Linked DNA regions of Homo sapiens: region 1 is linked to region 2. A link is an interaction called in ENCODE POLR2A ChIA-PET data of the cell type or tissue named here. Cell type or tissue: MCF 10A. All regions are shown on one strand. Each heading gives the region's core, and the rest is flanking DNA. Links, peaks and the distances in the headings are about the cores only. Region 1 overlaps MIR3945HG (MIR3945 host gene). Region 2 holds the start of LINC01093 (long intergenic non-protein coding RNA 1093).

Region 1 (8,331 bases), core at 56-8,055, 54 kb before region 2:
CTTCTTGTAAGCTAAGTTAATTTCCTCTGCAATTCTGTAGCAATACAAACTCATTAAATAACCAAATCAGGAAAGTGTGTCTGTGAGGTAGTTCCATCATCTTTGATTTCTCCTTCGTTTTTCTGTGATCCTGCAGAAGGCTATTTTTTGTTTTGTATGTTCTAAGTAGGGATGAGGGTTCTGCTTTGCTTGCTTCTGAACTGGAGAATGCTGTTGGGGAGGTCCCCAAAGGCAGCAGGAAAAGCCCTGGGGTGGAAAGTGATGCTTGCTGTCGTTATTGTACCCGCTATTGTACCCACCCTGTGGGGAAGGCTATGCAGCCAATGAATGGTCTAGTCAAAGCCTGGGCATGCCTGTCTCTGGACCCCACATCTGTGGAGGGCTTTATAAAGAGGGTAAATTTCTGTCTGGACCAGCCAAGTGAAGACTTGCCCGAAGGCAGGTGTATATTTAGAGGACTGCCTCCAGCTGTTTCCCTCCCACAGTGGTGTCTCTGTGGAAGTGCATCTGTTACATGCGGATCAAAGTCATCTTGCCATGCAGTTCATAGCATCCATGCTTTTGTCTTTATCAGAAAGGTAATAACGGCTTACAGAATTCTGATAGTGGTGGCAGCATCACCTGGACAGTCAGAAATAATGCACGTGAGAGATGAAGGGGGCTTATCCCTAGGTGATAACAGTGACAGTGGAAAAAGTGGATGTAGTAGCAATGGATGTTGCAATGGGACTGTTTCTTTTCTTTTCTTTTCTCTTTTCTTTTCTTTTCTTTCTTCTTCTTCTTCTTCTTTTTTAAGACAGAGTCTCACTCTGTCACCCAGGCTGGAGTGCAGTAGCATGATCTCGGCTCACTGCAACCTCCGCCTCCTGGGTTCAAGTGATTCTCGTGCCTCAGCCTCCCGAGTAGCTGGGATTTCAGGCACATGCCACCATGCCCAGCTCATTTTTTTGTATTTTAGTAGAGACAGGGTTTCACCATGTTGACCAGGCTGGTCTCGAACTCCTGATCTCAAGCGATCCACCTGCCTCGGCCTCCCAAAGTGCTGGGATTACAGGCATGAGCAATAGGACTGTTTCTTGAATGGATGGGATTGGGTGGTGGTGATCATGGGGGAAGAAGAGTAGGAAACTAGAGGACTCAAGAATGACTTCTAGGTATTTGCCCTGAAAAAAAACAGATGGATCATGGCGCCATCTATTAAGATGAAAAAGACTTAGGTAGGAGCCAGTTTGCGGGGAAAATAAAAAATTCTGCTTTGGAGATGTGAAGTTTGAGATGTCTATTACTCATCTAAGTGGAGTTTGCAAGTAGGCAGTCAGATATACATCTCAGGGGAGTTCAGGGCTGAAGATTCAAATTTGGGAGATGGATTTTTGTAAATCTCCCACCTCCTTCTCAGGCATTAGTTTAAGATAAGGAGAGGGTAGAACTGCTCCTTGACTTACCAGAAATGAGGAGCAGATGCTATTTGTTCACTTGTACTTTTGTCCATCCCTCAAATATTTATGGAGTACTTTCAGTGCTAGGTACTGTGCTGACTTTTATGGACTGGATGAGCAGATACAGGTACAGACACCGCTCTCATTGAGTTTGACATCCAGGGCTGTGCAGTAGAAAGTGAGCCTACTACGTAAGCTGAATTTTCTAATGGCCATGTTGAAAAGGTCAAAAGAAAGAGATGAAGTTAATTTTAATAATCTATTTTATTTAACCCAGTATATCAAAAATTAGTATCATTTCAACATGTAATCAATATAAAATTACTGAGATATTTTATGTTCTTTTTCTCATACTGTCTTCAAAATCTGTTGTGTCTCTTACACACAGCACATCTCAATTCAGACTTAGCCGCATTTCAAGTGCTCGATAGCCTGGATCTAGAAGATGCTGTAGAACTTGGCTCCCTGATGTCTAAACCCCTCCCTTCTCTCCTGCCCATTGGTGATCTCCAGACCTTCGGGGACTGTTGGGAGCTCCAGTGTGCTGTAAAATAGTGAGGTGTAAACCTTGGGCACACAGCCCCAGAGCAGAACCCCAGTCCACCTTGCCCAAAGTGCCAGCAATGGCAGCCTGATGATAGAGGTGCCATCATCACACAGATCAGTATCCAGCTGTTCCTAGCCACACCTGGATTAATTAGTGACCACTGGAAGATAATTGCTGTGTTTTAAAACTGAGAGCATTGCCACCATGTACCATGGTAAATATATTTGTTAACAAGATAAAAAAAATGTTTTTTAGTAAAAGCAACTTCAATCCTGGTGTCTCCCCCGACAACTCCCCTTGTCCTGTTTTCCTGGCACTGGGTGCTGACTACTAGGCAGCACTTCTTCTCTGAATCCCACCGCCTGGGCACAGGAGAGATCAGAATGTGTTTGGTGAATGAACGAGCTCAAGAATGGGAGGCTTACTCTGTGACTTGCGGGAGGAGAATGTGTGGGATTTTTGACATTGGTTCCTTCTTCAGATGACAGATACAGACAATGACGAATGCTCTCTCTTCTTATCAGGAGAGCTCAACGTGGGCGTTTCTTTCTGTAACAAGTATGCATCATGGCTGGCTGACTCCTCCCCATAACAAGCAGTTTAAAGGTGAACGGAAATGGATCTTGGCGATAGCAGCTTTTGGAAGCCTAGGCGCGGCACAGAAGGTCAGACAGGAATGGCTTGTCTTCCACTACAACATGGGGCTTCATCGGAAGCACCGCTGCTGAGGAACAACCACCTCCTCCTGACCATCGCAAGCTGCCCAGGAAGACATGCTCATAGCAGTGTCCGTTTCCCTGCCTAACTTTCCACCAGAAGATTCCTTCATGTCTACGGGCGGACCCAGGCCGATCTTGGAATGCATGTTTAAGTTTGTCTGACCTTTCTATCTTTTGCCTTCCTCTTCACTAGAGAACCTGAGCACTAGGTTCTCCTGTATTATTTATTTTATCTTATTCTTTTCTTTTTTTTTTTTTTTTTTTGAGGCAGGGCCTTGCTCTGTCACTGAGGCTGAAATGCAATGGTGTGGTCATAGCTCACTCCTCGGCTCAAGTGATCCTCCAGCCTCAGCCTCTAGAGTAGCTGGTATTACAAATGTGCAGCACCACAGCCAGCTAATTTCTTTTCTTTCTTTCTTTCTTTCTTTTTTTTTTTTGTAGAGATGGGAGTCTTGCTGTATTGCCTACGTTGGTCTCCAACTCCTGGGCTCAAGTGATCCTCTTGCCTCAGCCTCCCAAAGTGGTGGGATCACAGGTGTGAGCCACCACATCTGGGTAGATTCTTCTTTAGGTTCCTGAGCCTGGAGAGATGGCCTGCAGGGGCATCTGCTGCAAAGGAATGAGATAAGCTGTGATAATCTGGGTCCTCCAAGAAGCAGAAGCCATAGATTTTATCAGGGAGCTGGAAAAAAGTGGGATGACCATTAGACTGCAGTGCAAGTCTGACTCCAAATGAAGGAGAGGAAAGGTTGTATGGAGGCCTCCTTGGCTCTAGGGAAAGTTCAGCAAGGCAGAAGAGAAGTGCTGAGACAACATTCTAGGCAGAGGAGCCCCATGTCTCTCAGGAAGGGGGCTGCCTAGTGCCCCTGCCATGCCCCATCACGGGTGGGGAGCAGCCCATGGAAAGGGGGGGTCTCAGCACAGGCCAGGATGGATTCAGAGCATGGAGTGGCAGCTGGTGCCCTGGGCCAGATGCGCTCCCAGCTGGAGGCACTTTCTCACAACTGCTGTGTAGGCCTGGGTCCACGTTGTTTCATGAGGAAAAGCCATGCGGGTGCTGCCTGGCACATATGTAGAGCAAGTGCCATATGACACGGTGGAAGGTGCCCTGGAATTGGCATCAATGTCCCAGGTCAAGTCCCTGATCCGTCACTTATTATTAGTTCATGATCTTAGGTGAGTCACTAAACCTCTCAGAGCCTTGGTTTCTTGATCTTAAAACAATACCTGTCTTACAGTATGGTTGTAGAGTGAAACTAGCTCTTGTGAGAAAGAGTGCTTTGTATAATGTTGACACAAATGCACACGTGGTAACAAAAGCAACAAAGCACAACTATTAAAGACCAATGACAGGAGCTCTGGAATTTTGCTATAAGCAGTCTGTGGCAATGATAGAGATTTGTCTGTCTCTGTGGTTATACTTGCACGAAACTGCACACCATGCCAGTATACAAATTCCACAGTGTCTCAGTCATTTAGCAGATGTCAGTTGACTTGACTGTTCTGGGCAGGTATTTATACAAATAAAAAAATAAAAAGCATTTCAGAAAACCCTATTTTTTTTTTAAACAAAAGATGGCTTTTCCACAGCTGCTAAATAATTCAAAGTCAGCAGTAATTCATAGTGAGTCAGCGGTAGCTTCTTACTGCTTCCCACTGCTTTTTTTCCTTTTCTGCTTGTAAGATGAAGACACTGGCGATGAAAGGGCTGAGATGTTTTAGTTCCCGGAAGTCCCTTGGTCTTTTTTTTTTTTTTTCTTTTGAGATGGGGTCTCTCTCTGTCTCCCAGACTGGAGTGCAGTGGTGCAATCTCGGCTCACCACAACCTCCACCCCCGGTGTTCAAGCAATTCTCCTGCCTCAGCCTCCCAAGTAGCTGGGATTACGGGCACGTGTCACCACGCCCGGCTAATTTTGTATTTTTAGTAGAGACGGGGTTTCTCCATGTTGGTCAGGCTGGTCTCGAACTCCTGACCTCAAGTGATCCACCCGCCTCGGCCTCCCAAAGTGCTGGGATTACAGGCGTGAGCCACCGTGCCTGGCCGCTTGGGTTTTGTGCTAGCGAAATATTGAGATCTGTAGGCTGTGGAGCAACCTGTTAGCGATGATGGGTGAGTTCACAGGCAGAGGCAGTAGCTCCAAGGCCTCAACCAGAGACCCAGATCCCAGGGCAGTGTCACTCATTTTGTCAACGATTCTAGGGGATGGGGAGACAGGAGCTGGAAAAATAAACCAGAAAGACTTCATGGGTTTATTTCTAAATAGATGAAGGTTACAGAGCAAGGTAAATTTTATGCAGGAAAAACGGGTGGCAGTAGATGATCTAGTGTTAGAATCTCAGCATGGCCCTGGGGCTGGGAGCAAATGAAATTAGACGTGGGATTAGTGGGAACCAGGTAGCCAAGGGTGGAGGCCTAACCAGAATTGAGTGATTCACACCATTAACAATGACCAGCTGTGAAGAAGCAGATCACCCCACCTGAGGACAGCCCCGAAGGAAGAGGTGCTTTTACCACCACCCAAGGATGAAAGCAGTGATTTCTCCTTCAAATCCAGCCCCAAAGCTGTGGCTCTCCTCACCAGTTTTCCTTTCCTTCTGGCCATGCAACCTCTTCTGCTCCATGGCCAGTTCAGAGGACACATGACTCCAGCAGGAGGGGACAAACCAGTCACCATTCAGGAGCCTGAATAACCAGGGCTTCTGACACCGTGGGCCTCAGACTACCCACATCAGCACCACGTGGGCAGCTTGTTAAGGAGGCGACTGCATGAGCCCACCCAGATCTGCCTGTTCAGAATGTCTGGAAGGGGACTCCAGAACCTGTGTGCCCCTCCCGCATCTTCCTCAAGGCATTGTTTTGCACACAAACATGTAAGAATCACCGGGCGTGGTGGCTCGCACCTGTAATCCCAGCACTTTGGGAGTCCGAGGAGAGAGGATCACGAGGTCAGGAGTTTGAGACCAGCCTGGCCAACATGATGAAACCCTGTCTCTACTAAAAATATAAAAATCAGCTGGGCATGGTGGCCCATGCCCATAATCCTAGCTACTCGGGAGGCTGAGGCAGAAAAATGGCTTGAACCTGGGAGGCAGAGGTTGCAGTGAGCTGAGATCCCGCTACTGCATTCCAGCCTGGGCAACAAGAGCAAAACTCCGTCTCAAAAAAAAAAAAAAAATTGTGAGACCCAATTAAATGATCTCTAAGCTGCCAGATCAAAAACACTGTGACTTCAGAATCCCAGTTTAAGAAAAATGATCTTATTTCTCAGTAATTTATAATTTTAAAGGTTTAATCTTCTTTCTCCCCTAAGTATTATCTCTCCGTCTTTAAGTCCCAACAAATTATTTATAAAATAATGTATGGGCTGGGCGCGGTAGCTCACACCTGTAATCCCAGCACTTTGGGAGGCCGAGATGGGTGGATCACCTGAGGTCAGGAGTTCGAGACCAGCCTGGCCAACATGAAGAAACTCCGTCTCTACTAAAAATACAAAAATTAGCTGGGTGTGGTGGCATGTGCCTGTAGTCCCAGCTACTCGGGAGGCTGAGGCAGGAGAATCACTTGAACCCAGGAGGCGGAGGTTGCAGTGAGCAGAGATTGCGTCATTGCACTCCAGCCTGGGGGACAAGAGTGAGACTTTGACTCAAAAATAGTAATAGTAATAATGATGATGATGTGTGAAGTTTACTATGTGCAAAAACCTATGTTTTGCATGGAGGAAAAATATATGAGGCACCCTGCCCTTAAGGTGCTTCTAGGCTAGAAGAGGAGCTGAAAAGGTGTGGAACCAACTTTGCCACAAGGCAGAGAGTGCTCCCAGGGCTGATAATCCAGGAAGGGGTCAGTTGATAAATATCCTAAATCTCAATCCTGGCAATAAGTACTGTATAAAAGATAGAATCAAAGGTCTCCAGGATTTCAGAAGAGGGAGATAGGAAAGCCGGCGGGGGCAGTGAGAGAAGCTTTAGAGAGGAAGCAGCATTTGAGAGAGGACTTTAAGGATAAGTCGTATTTCAGTAGGCAGAAAACATTCTGGAAGAGATGGCATGAGAAAGCCATAGTGGTGGGGAATTGCAAAGTGTACTGCAGAACAGGGGGAAGCTCATTTTGGCGTGAGTGGAGAGGGATTTCACTGGAAAGCTGGGATGGTGTATCAGTTATCAGTTGCTGCATAATACACCAGTCCAAAATCTAAAGGCTTAAAACAACAATAGTCATTTCTTTTGCTCATGGATCTACAGCTTGTCTGTGTTCCACCCTGTCAGCTTAATGGGACCTGGAGAGACCACTTTCAAAGTGGCTCCCTCACATGGCTGGGAAGTTGGAGGGAGCTGTCTGTTCCTTTTGTGGGCTTCTCTATGGCTTGAATTTCCTCACAGCAGTTTGATTTCAAGAGAGCCAAGTGAAAGCTGTATTGCCACTTATGACGTAGCTCTTGGAGTCATAGTATCACTTCTGCTGCGGTCACAAGACGACATCCAAATTCAAAGAGAGGGAGCAAAGTGTCCTCTCAGTGGAGGAGTGTCAGAGTCACCATAAGAAGAGAATGTGGGAAGGGAGGTATTATTGTAGCCAATTTTGGAAAATACATGTAAAACTCTTAACGCATGAAATACACAAAAACTCTAATCAGGCATTAAATAATAATATAAATTTAAAAAAAACACAAATTTCATTATATATCACAATAACCTTTCAAATAGGCAAAGCAAATATTATTTGTATTTTGCAAATAAAGGAACACAACTGAGAATTGGAGTAGAAAGGTGGATTTGCAATGAATTTAATGAAGTTTTCACTTTTAGAGCCCCTCACTAGCACTGACACCTTCTTCCGAGGCCCCAGAGGGGACCCAGAATTGTGTTCACATGGTCATATGTTTCGTAAATGTTCAGAGGTAAAGTATCTTTACTACAACTAGTTAAGTCTGCTGTACCTTCACTTCAGCCTCCCTTCCATCACATCCCCTTGCGTCAGGTGTTACTGGGCATTTTGGAGACCCAGCTAAGGGGAAATTGAGTTATAGCTATATTTAGTTTTGGTGGAGTAGGTTATAATGATGTGGTTTTCAGTAACTTCAACACATGGTTAAGTTATTACTGGGCACCCCAGTGTAGAAATGACTTCCAGGAATACTCCTATGGCTTACTGACTAACTCAAACAGCATTGTGACACTAAAGTCCAGGACCAGAGGTCATACTGTGGTATGACTGTATCTCCTAGTACCCAGAATTCGCATGAAAATATATGGGTAGTGGAGAAAAACAAGGTTTGAAAAGTACATCGCCAGAAGCTAGTCTGTGGAGAATTCTTCCAATCAGATATAAAATTACAAGGACAATACCTTTGTGTATAGTTCTGGCTTTTAAAATCTTTTTAATGTTTCACATATTCAAAGAACAAACTTAAAATGAATAAGGTCCGGCAAGGTTACAGGATTAAGAGCAATGTACAAATATTAATTGTATTGTATACAGTAGCAATGAGCAAACCAAAAATGAAATTAAGAAAGTAATTTCACTTAAGATAAAAATTCTAAAATACTTAGAAGTAAATTTAACAAAGATGTACAAAACTTATACTGTGAAAACTACAAAGCTTTGTTGAAATAAATCAAAGAAGAA
Region 2 (8,331 bases), core at 114-8,113:
TTTTTAAAAATAGTGTCATAATAGGGAAGTTCTTCCCTGAAAGCATGTGCACAGCCACTCTTGCTAATATGGTAACAAGATTCCACCCTTTCCTTCCTGAGACTAGGTCATGCAGAGAATTTAGTGAGTAGATATTTTCTGAGGATTCTTTTTGGCTCTTTCATGGGCCAGTCACGGTCCTGACATGGGTGACCACCCAGAGATGAATGTGAGGAGATGACACAGGATTCTCTGGCCAGATGGAATAGTGCTGGATGTATGCATGCATACCTGCCATTTCCACATGTATAGTGCTTTTTTTCTGATTATGCAAATAATGTATGCTTACTGTAAAAAAATTATGAAAAATGTAGAAAAGATAAAAACTATTCCTCACCCCATCTTCCAGAGACAAACTATACTTCACACATCTCTTTCCTGCTTTTATATATATACATATATCTCACCACAATGCACTATCATTTCCTGCATGTATATATATATATATATATGTGTGTGTGTGTGTGTGTGTGTGTGTGTGTGTGTGTGTGTAGGAAAGAGATGTATTAAGATGTATTACAAATGTATAACATTGTATATGTCTTTTGTCATCTGCTTTTTTTGTATTCAATTTTATATCATGAGATCTTTGACCATCTCACTGAAAAATCTTGAAGGACATTATTGGTGAAGGCTGATAGAAATGGACCATGATTTCCCCAGCCGTCTCATGTTGCTGACCATTTCAGTTGTTTCCAGTTTTAAATGCAACAGGAGAGAGCGTCATGTCAGTAGCTAAGCTTCTGCAACACACCTAAAGGAAGCATGTTGCTGAGTGCCCTGCTCTGATCCCCTTGGAGAAACGCTGAGGACGGATTTGATTTCAAATACTGTAAATCAGGCCAGGTGTGGTGGCTCAGGCCTGTAATCCCAGCACTTTGGGAGGCTGAGGTGGGTGGATCACCTGAGGTCAGAGTGTGAGACCAGCCTGGCCAACATGGCGAAACCCCGTCTCTACTAAAAATATAAAAATTACCCAGGCATGATGGTGTGCCTCTGTAGTCCCAGCTACTTGAGAGGCTGAGGCATGAGAATCGCTTAAACCCTGTGAGGTGGAGGTTGCAATGAGCCGAGATCATGCCACTGCACTCCAGCCTGAGCGACAGAGCAAGACACTGACTCCAAAAAAAAAAAAAAAAAAAAGCCACAGTATGGGTTTCTATGCACATATGGCAGCGAGCCCATTCATTGACTGTCAGGTAGCATCTACATAAAATGGAATACTATTCAGCCTTTAAAAGGAATGCCATTTGGATATATTCTACACCGTGAATGAACCTTGAAAACATGCTAAGTGAAATAAGCCAAATACAAAAGGAAAAACATTATATGATTCCCTTTACCTGAGTATCTGAGATACCTAGAGTAGTCAAATTCAAAGAGAAAAAGTAGAGCAGAGGTCGCCAGGGGCTGCAGGGGTTGGGGGAAAGGGGAATATTGCTTAATGGGTACGGAGTTTGTGTTTGGAATGATGAAATGTTCTGGAAATCAGTGGGGTAATGGTTGCACAACATCGTGAATGTGCTTACTGCCACTGAATTGTATACTTGAAAATGGCTAAAATGGTAACTCTTATGTACATCTTTCCGCAATTTTAGAAAGCCACAATGAGGCAGAATTACAACACAGGAGGGTAAATACTAAGGTTCTGCCTAAAGGCTTGGTCCTCCTCGTGGCCTTGGATGACCTCATCCCCCTCGAGGGGGACGCCCGGGGACTTTCCCACCCTTCTGAACCCAGCCTTCTCATTCTCTGATTTTCATCCAGGCTCCCCTATTCCAGCACAGCCTCCATTTCCTCAGGTGTCTCGTAAGTTCACCCCCAACCTCTGAAGAGCTCCACCCCTCCTCACAGGGCAAGCTCACTCCTCGGTTCTTCTTCCCTTCCAGGGCTTCCATTCTTATCCCGAGTTTCCAGCTTCAGCCAGGTGCCCAGGGATGCTTGCTATGGCCGGATCCAAAGGCCAAGGCAAGAGGAAACAACGCAGCTCTCTGGGGATAAGGGTGGGCGGCATCTCCCAGTCGGGTTTCCTTTTCAGCATCTGCCGGGAGGGCTGCAGGCCGGCTGGGTATTTTCATAGCTGATCTACTCAAACAAACACATCTCCTAAAGACAAATGTTGGTTATGTTCTCTGAAGACACTACAGTTTAAATCCACATTGGGGAACTCCCCCACTAGCCAGGCACCTGTTCTGCCCTTGAAGTCGGCGGGTCCCCATCCCTGGGCAGAGGAGCTTTTGGTTTCTGACGTTGTCCTCCTGAGGCTGCTGGAATCACAGAAAGACCTCATTCCCCTTTAATGTCAGCTTTCCCATCCCCTGCGTGTGGTCTCAAGACCTTGGAGCTCTTTCTTATAACAGGTGGGTGGGGGCGGGGGGCAGGGGAGGGGTGACAGTTTCTTCTGTCATATAAACATAAAAACTTCAGCAACAGTGTCTGATTGTGTCAAAGCTGAGACCCAGATATGCTGGAATGTGGAGACAGAGACAGTCCTGGTGTGCTGGTGTGGGGGAGCTTAAGGGACATCAGACCAGCTGCTGAACCACACCCTTCATTTGCCAAAAGCTCCATGGGGAGAAACGGGGATCCTGTCGAAAGCTTGCACATATTCTGACACATGCAGATATGTCTTATGGGCTTAGCAGGCCTGGACAGAGGCAGGGATTGAGCACGAGGTTGGCGAATGTCTGACTCCCCACAGGCGAAGAAGGAAGAAGGCTGAAGGAGCCACGCTCACAGCAGGACAGGAAGGCTGTGGGTGTCTGGAAAGCTGTGGGTGATGTGCCTTGATTGCCCCCGTGGTGGAGCCCAGCACTCCAGGAGGGAGAATACTTGTAAAGAATTAAATTAGAATGATTTGCCTGGGAGGTGGAGTCAGCAGCATAAGGAGACTGCTAAAAGGGCGAGAGCAGAGCGTAGTGAGAAGTTTCTATACAGGCTGGAGATCCCTGGAAGCTAGTGGTGGTGGAGTGAGAGAGGAGAGAACAGACACGTCAAAGGCCAGGGGCCGTCGCTGGTGGCTGGACTAGGTGAGCAGCTCAGTGTTAGGGGGGCAGGTGGCCTCCGTGGGAGAAGCTGAGGGCAGCAGGATGACCAGGGCCACAGGAAGCAGCTGGGTTATTTGCAGACAGCTCCCACCTGGGCTGCATCCATCACCCACGCACTATCTTATCCTCAGAGACGCAGGCCAAAAACGATGGCTTCTTTTCAGTGGCTACATTTTGAATCAGGTGATGCTTGATAAAAATGAAACATCCTGCTCTTCTTCACCCGACCTGCCTTTTCACCTACCCAAACAAACAAAAGCAAAAATAAAACAAGACAATAATAGCAATGAGGCAGAGGAAAGACCGAGTCCCATCCTACAAGAAGGGAGGCCTCCGTCTCCCCACAGCCACTCCTATCACCCCAGATCATCACTGCCTGAATGCTGCCTTTACCATCTCAGCCCAAGACACTGTGTTCTTGACATTTTAATCATTGGCATCATTATGTCATTTCTTTGGCAATCGAAAGCAATGTTCCTGCTCCTGTGTGGGTTTGAACAAACAGCCCAAGGGGAGAAATAATGAATTCTCAAAGGAAAAAAAGTCTGTTTCTCATCTCAAGCACCTGGAAGGCTAAGGCGGGAGGATTGCTTGAGGTCAGGAGTCCGAGGCTGCAGTGAGCTATGTTCACACCACTGCACTCCAGCCTGGGTGACACAGTGAGACCCTGTCTCAAAAAAAAAAATCCTGTAAGCAATGAGACACACAAGGAGTAATCAGCACACAGAGCCTTAGCACACACTCCAGCCTGCACACTCTGCAACGTTCTGCTCTTACCTCAGTGTCACAAGGTGTGGCTTGAGCAGCTCTTGCCCAGACAGATAAAAAGCAGGTGTAACATAGTGACCCCAAGGGACCCAAGGGTGCCCATGGTTTGCAAGAGAGGAAAGAACAGAGAGAGCCTGAACATTCCCAGAATTGCATTGCTCACTAGCCAAGCTGTGGCTTCCTTGACACATGTAGCTGGCATGGGCTCCGCCCACAAGCAGGCCTGGCTGAGCAGAAGGCAGCTTCCAGGAACTCCAGGGTACAGTTATTGTGTTGATCCAACAGGTGCCCAGGCCAACACCAACGTGGGGCCTGAAGCTGCCTGCCCACTCCTCTCTGGCCTCTCAACCCTGACCAACAGCCACCCTCACAGCAGCATGGGCCAAAGGGTCATGGGACAAGCCACAAATGCAGTTGACACAGCCTGGGTACATCATGCACAGCAGGGTCCACTCTGTTCCACCATCAAAGACCCCTGCCTCCTAATTGGGCTTAAGAATGGGCAGGACGCACCTGTGCTTTAGTAGTGCAGCTCCCATAATGGCTGGATTGCCACATGCTGGTATCTCAGTACAGCTGCCCAGGTGTCCTAAACATGTTTTAGTCATCTTTCTAGAGAAGGTAGAGACTATGGTTATAGTAACAGGAAAAGTATGAAACAGGGGAAAGTACCAGGATGTCCCCTCATGGACTGTCACTACTGGCCGTCACTACAGAACTTTTATTCATTGTTTCATTGTTTTTAAAACGTGCGTATGTGCAAGGCCTCAGATCTTTCTGCTATGAGTCCCTCATCGTTGACTTGGGACCACAGACTTCGGCTAGAAAGCTCACTGTCATGCTGGATGAGGGCATGGCTCAGGCACCGTGGCTTATCGTTTGGGCTGAGGACAGATGTAGCTTTCACTGAACTCTCTTCCAGTGCACCAGTGCAGTTTTGGGTAGCGGGGACGTAGAAGTGTGCCCAGAAGGGCTGAAGACGTTTTGCTTTTTTTGTTTTTGTTTTTGTTTTGAGACGGATCTTGCTCTGTTGCCCAGGCTAGAGTGTAGTGGTGCAATCTCGGCTCACTACAAACTCCTCCTACTGGGGTCAAGTGATTCACCTACTTCAGCCTCCCAAAGTGCTGGAATTACAGGCATGAGCCACTGTGCCTGGCCCAAAGATGTTTTTTAAAGAGAAATAGAGGGAAGAGCAGCTGCCATAGGGAATGGAAATGTGGGAGAAGAGAGGCTATTTAAGAGGATTTTTTTATTTTTTGAGATGGGGTTTCACTCTGTCGCCCAGGCTGGAGTGCAGTGGTGCAATCTCGGCTCACTGCAACCTCTGCCTCCCAGGTTCAAGCCATTTTCCTGCCTCAGCCTCCTGAGTGGCTGGGATTACAGGCACGTGCCACCATGCCTGGCTAATTTTTGTATTTTTAGTAGAGATGGGGTTTCACCATGTTGGTCAGGCTGGTCTCGAACTCCTGACCTCAGGTGATCTGCCCTCCTCGGCCTTCCAAAGTGCTGGGATTACAGGCACGAGCCACTGCCCACCGCCCGAGGATTTTTTTTTTTTTTTTTTTTTTGAGACAGAGTCTGGCTCTGTCACCCAGGCTGGAGTGCAGTGGTGCAATCTCAGCTTTCTGCAACCTCCACCTCCTGGGGTCAAGCGATTCTCCTGCCTCAGCCTCCCAAGTAGCTGGGATTACAGGCAACTGCCATCATGCCCAACTAATTTTTGTATTTTTAGTAGAGACGGGGGTTTCACCATGTTGGTCAGGCTGGTCTTGAACTCCTAACCTCCAGTGATCCATGGCCTCGGCCTCCCAAAGTGCTGGGATTCCAGGTGTGAACCCCTCTGCCCGGCCAGCTTAAGAGGATTTTGAAGGGGCTTTAGTGATTCCATGTTCCATGTGACCAAGAAATCACCATCAAAAATCGATATATGTTTTGTCGTAACAAGGAGATACACAAAGGGATAGCGACTACCTCTGCCTCAGGAGTCAGCAAATACTTCACTCAAGAACTGATCTTGAAGGATGGGTGAGAATTTTCTAGAATGAAAAAGATGGATAGGTTCGTGTGTCTCAAAAGCAAGCCCAGGACAGATGCCAGTGGTTACGTTTTCACTGGTCTGAAAGGACATGAGAAAAATAAAGACCAGGTAGGAAGCTTTTCAAAAAGCTAAATTTATCCAATTGAAAGGAACTTAGGTTTCGGATGATGTACTTTCTACTTTTGGAGGGTTGCTGTTTTTCTTTCTCTTATGAAATCAAGCTGAATATAGATGATACCATCTATGTTATCATTTACATTCTCTCTTACTTAGCCTAATAAAAACATCACGTTTCCCACATTTTTTAAAAAAGGTACTGACCTTTGAAATGCAGAGGTCTGAGGGCTACCGTAGCACACTCTAAACTAAGGTGCTGGATGGTGCAGGCTGCCCCGCTGGGCAGGCCATGGTGCATGTGGAGAACTGGGAGGAAGCCAGGGTATGAGGAAGATGGGACAGAGCAGTGGTTTAGGGTTAGATGGAGGACGGTCTTTCATAGGGACCTTGGACTTCATTCTTTAGGAATGATTTGGGGTTTATAAATGAAGGAGAGAGCAGATTATATTTTACTGGAACCCAGGAAGATTAACTTTGGTTCCAGTAAAGTAGTGGACTGGAGAAGAAAGAGATGAGACAAAAAGACCAAAACCACTGATGCAATTTTCCAGGGGTAAGACGAGGGCATTCATTATGATCAGTGGTGATACAGACAAGGAAACCAAGCAAGATTCGAGAAACTCCTAGGACAGCATTGGCCTCAAAGACATTCGTGTGATGAATGCTTTAGAGCCCTGTCAACTCATAGACACAACCAACATGTATATTGTGTTATACAACCAGGATATCTGAGGAGATCTCAGAGCTGAGTCTTAAAGACCGATTAGTCCTTCGGGCCTACAAATCCTAGTTCCTGAGCCAACTCAAACAGTAAAGAGCACTGGGGTACCACCCGTTCTTAGTGCCACCTAAGAACATAGGCTTTTGGGTTCACTGGCCAGTACATGAATCTGACACTTTTAAAAATAGGAGATGACAGATTTAAAAGACTCTGGGGCAGGGGGAGGTCAGGCAATTTAAAAGAACAGAATGGATTTGCAAGTATAGATGAGAAACTACAATGAACACTTGGCATCAGTGAGAGGGCTGCAATAGGGAATGATGGTGACTGCGGAAAACTCAAGCTCATGTGCCCTACCTAAAGGGGGTAGCTGCCATTCTACACCAGCTAACTCTTGCCATATAGGAGTGGAACCAGATTTTTGAAATTTTGAACGAAGCTGGAAATCTGAATTTTTGTTTTCTGCTAGTTCAAGTTTTGAAACATAACAGCCACACCATGTGAGTTGAAACCAATTTTGTTGGCAAGCTGAATTTGTTCCACTGACCTCCAACCTTAGATCTTTGGCCCAGGAATTAGATAACTATTAGGCTAATGCACAAGACCTCATACCAGAAAGAGAAACATGAAGATAGGTAGTGATAGAGGTGAGGTATGAATCATCTGTTAGAAGAAAGAAAAGAGTATGAGACATTTTTTAACTTACAATGAATAAATCGCTATTCATAATTCTCCACTTCTGTTACCAGAGGATGTAATAATGGGTTTTGGAAAATAGGCAACACTTGTAACCATCAAGTGATGCCGTTGCCATTGTCACATTTGTCTTTCATAGTTGTTTCATACGAAGGAAGAACAGGTATTGTTATCCTCATTTGGCTGTTGAGAAAACGGAGGCATGGCAAGGCCTGCAGTTCCCTAAAATCACTGAGTGGTAGTGGCAGGGCTGAGTCTAGAACTTTGTCAACTATCACCACCTCTGGCATCGGCCTACACAGCCACTTGTGAACAGGTCCTCTTAGAACAGGACATTTCAGCAGCTGCTGGTCTCTGAAAGTGCCAGAGAGCCTCAGCGCAAGGAGGCAAGGTGGGAGAGAAGTTGCAGAAAGCACCGCAGATGCTCCTGGCAATGCTCACCGTCCCACGCTTGCTCACGGCCCCAGCAGAGGCAGGACCGTGGATACCAATCCAGGAGTGTGAAGAACAGCATCTCTTGTCTGCACAATCCCTCAGCGGCTCCGCTGGGGACTTTGCTGCACTCAGTTTTTCTCACCTGCAACTTGTCAGACAGCATTCTCTTTTTGTCTTCATCGCTATTTTCATCAGAATTTGGAAGGAGCTATAGCTTATAAACACAAAATGGCAAAACAAAAAAATTTTAAAAAGAATTTGGAAGTGGCTGGATTTAGGACTGCTGGGTTGTTTCTTAGGTTCCTAACTTTGGGGTGACTTATTTTGAAAGTCACTTTATTGGGGCTATTCCCAATACTTGCATTCACCTTTGCAGACTAGCTTGAAAACATATATAATATTTGGAAAATATGCATACACTTAAGCAACAATTTTTAAATGTACACTTGGGAAACTTGTATAAAATCTGA

Evidence for each region. Peaks named below come from ENCODE experiments on the same cell type or tissue, not always from the same donor. Only the 100,000 strongest peaks of a DNase experiment are listed, where the experiment ranks them.
Region 1: POLR2A ChIA-PET joins it to region 2 with 14 read pairs; 3 of 35 experiments call an interaction of 5 or more read pairs at or near these places.

Annotation. Positions count from the first base shown.
Region 1 is chr4:184,841,612-184,849,942 of GRCh38, forward strand. It overlaps MIR3945HG (MIR3945 host gene), which reads right to left. Exons shown (of 3, transcript NR_132989.1): 3 at 1,685-3,314. LOC105377587 (a long non-coding RNA gene) reads left to right here. Exons shown (of 3, transcript XR_939564.4): 3 at 2,511-2,595. Among named protein-coding and RNA genes, the nearest start is that of MIR3945, 5.3 kb to the right of the region's middle. RefSeq lists a silencer at 7,811-7,880. In MCF 10A, for the core only: no CTCF peak of the experiment used is centred there; a DNase peak (open chromatin) is centred at 4,050.
Region 2 is chr4:184,895,444-184,903,774 of GRCh38, forward strand. It overlaps LINC01093 (long intergenic non-protein coding RNA 1093), which reads right to left and starts at 4,018. Exons shown (of 2, transcript NR_039977.1): 1 at 3,864-4,018. RefSeq lists an enhancer at 1,676-1,965. In MCF 10A, for the core only: no CTCF peak of the experiment used is centred there; DNase peaks (open chromatin) are centred at 1,678, 3,548 and 4,008.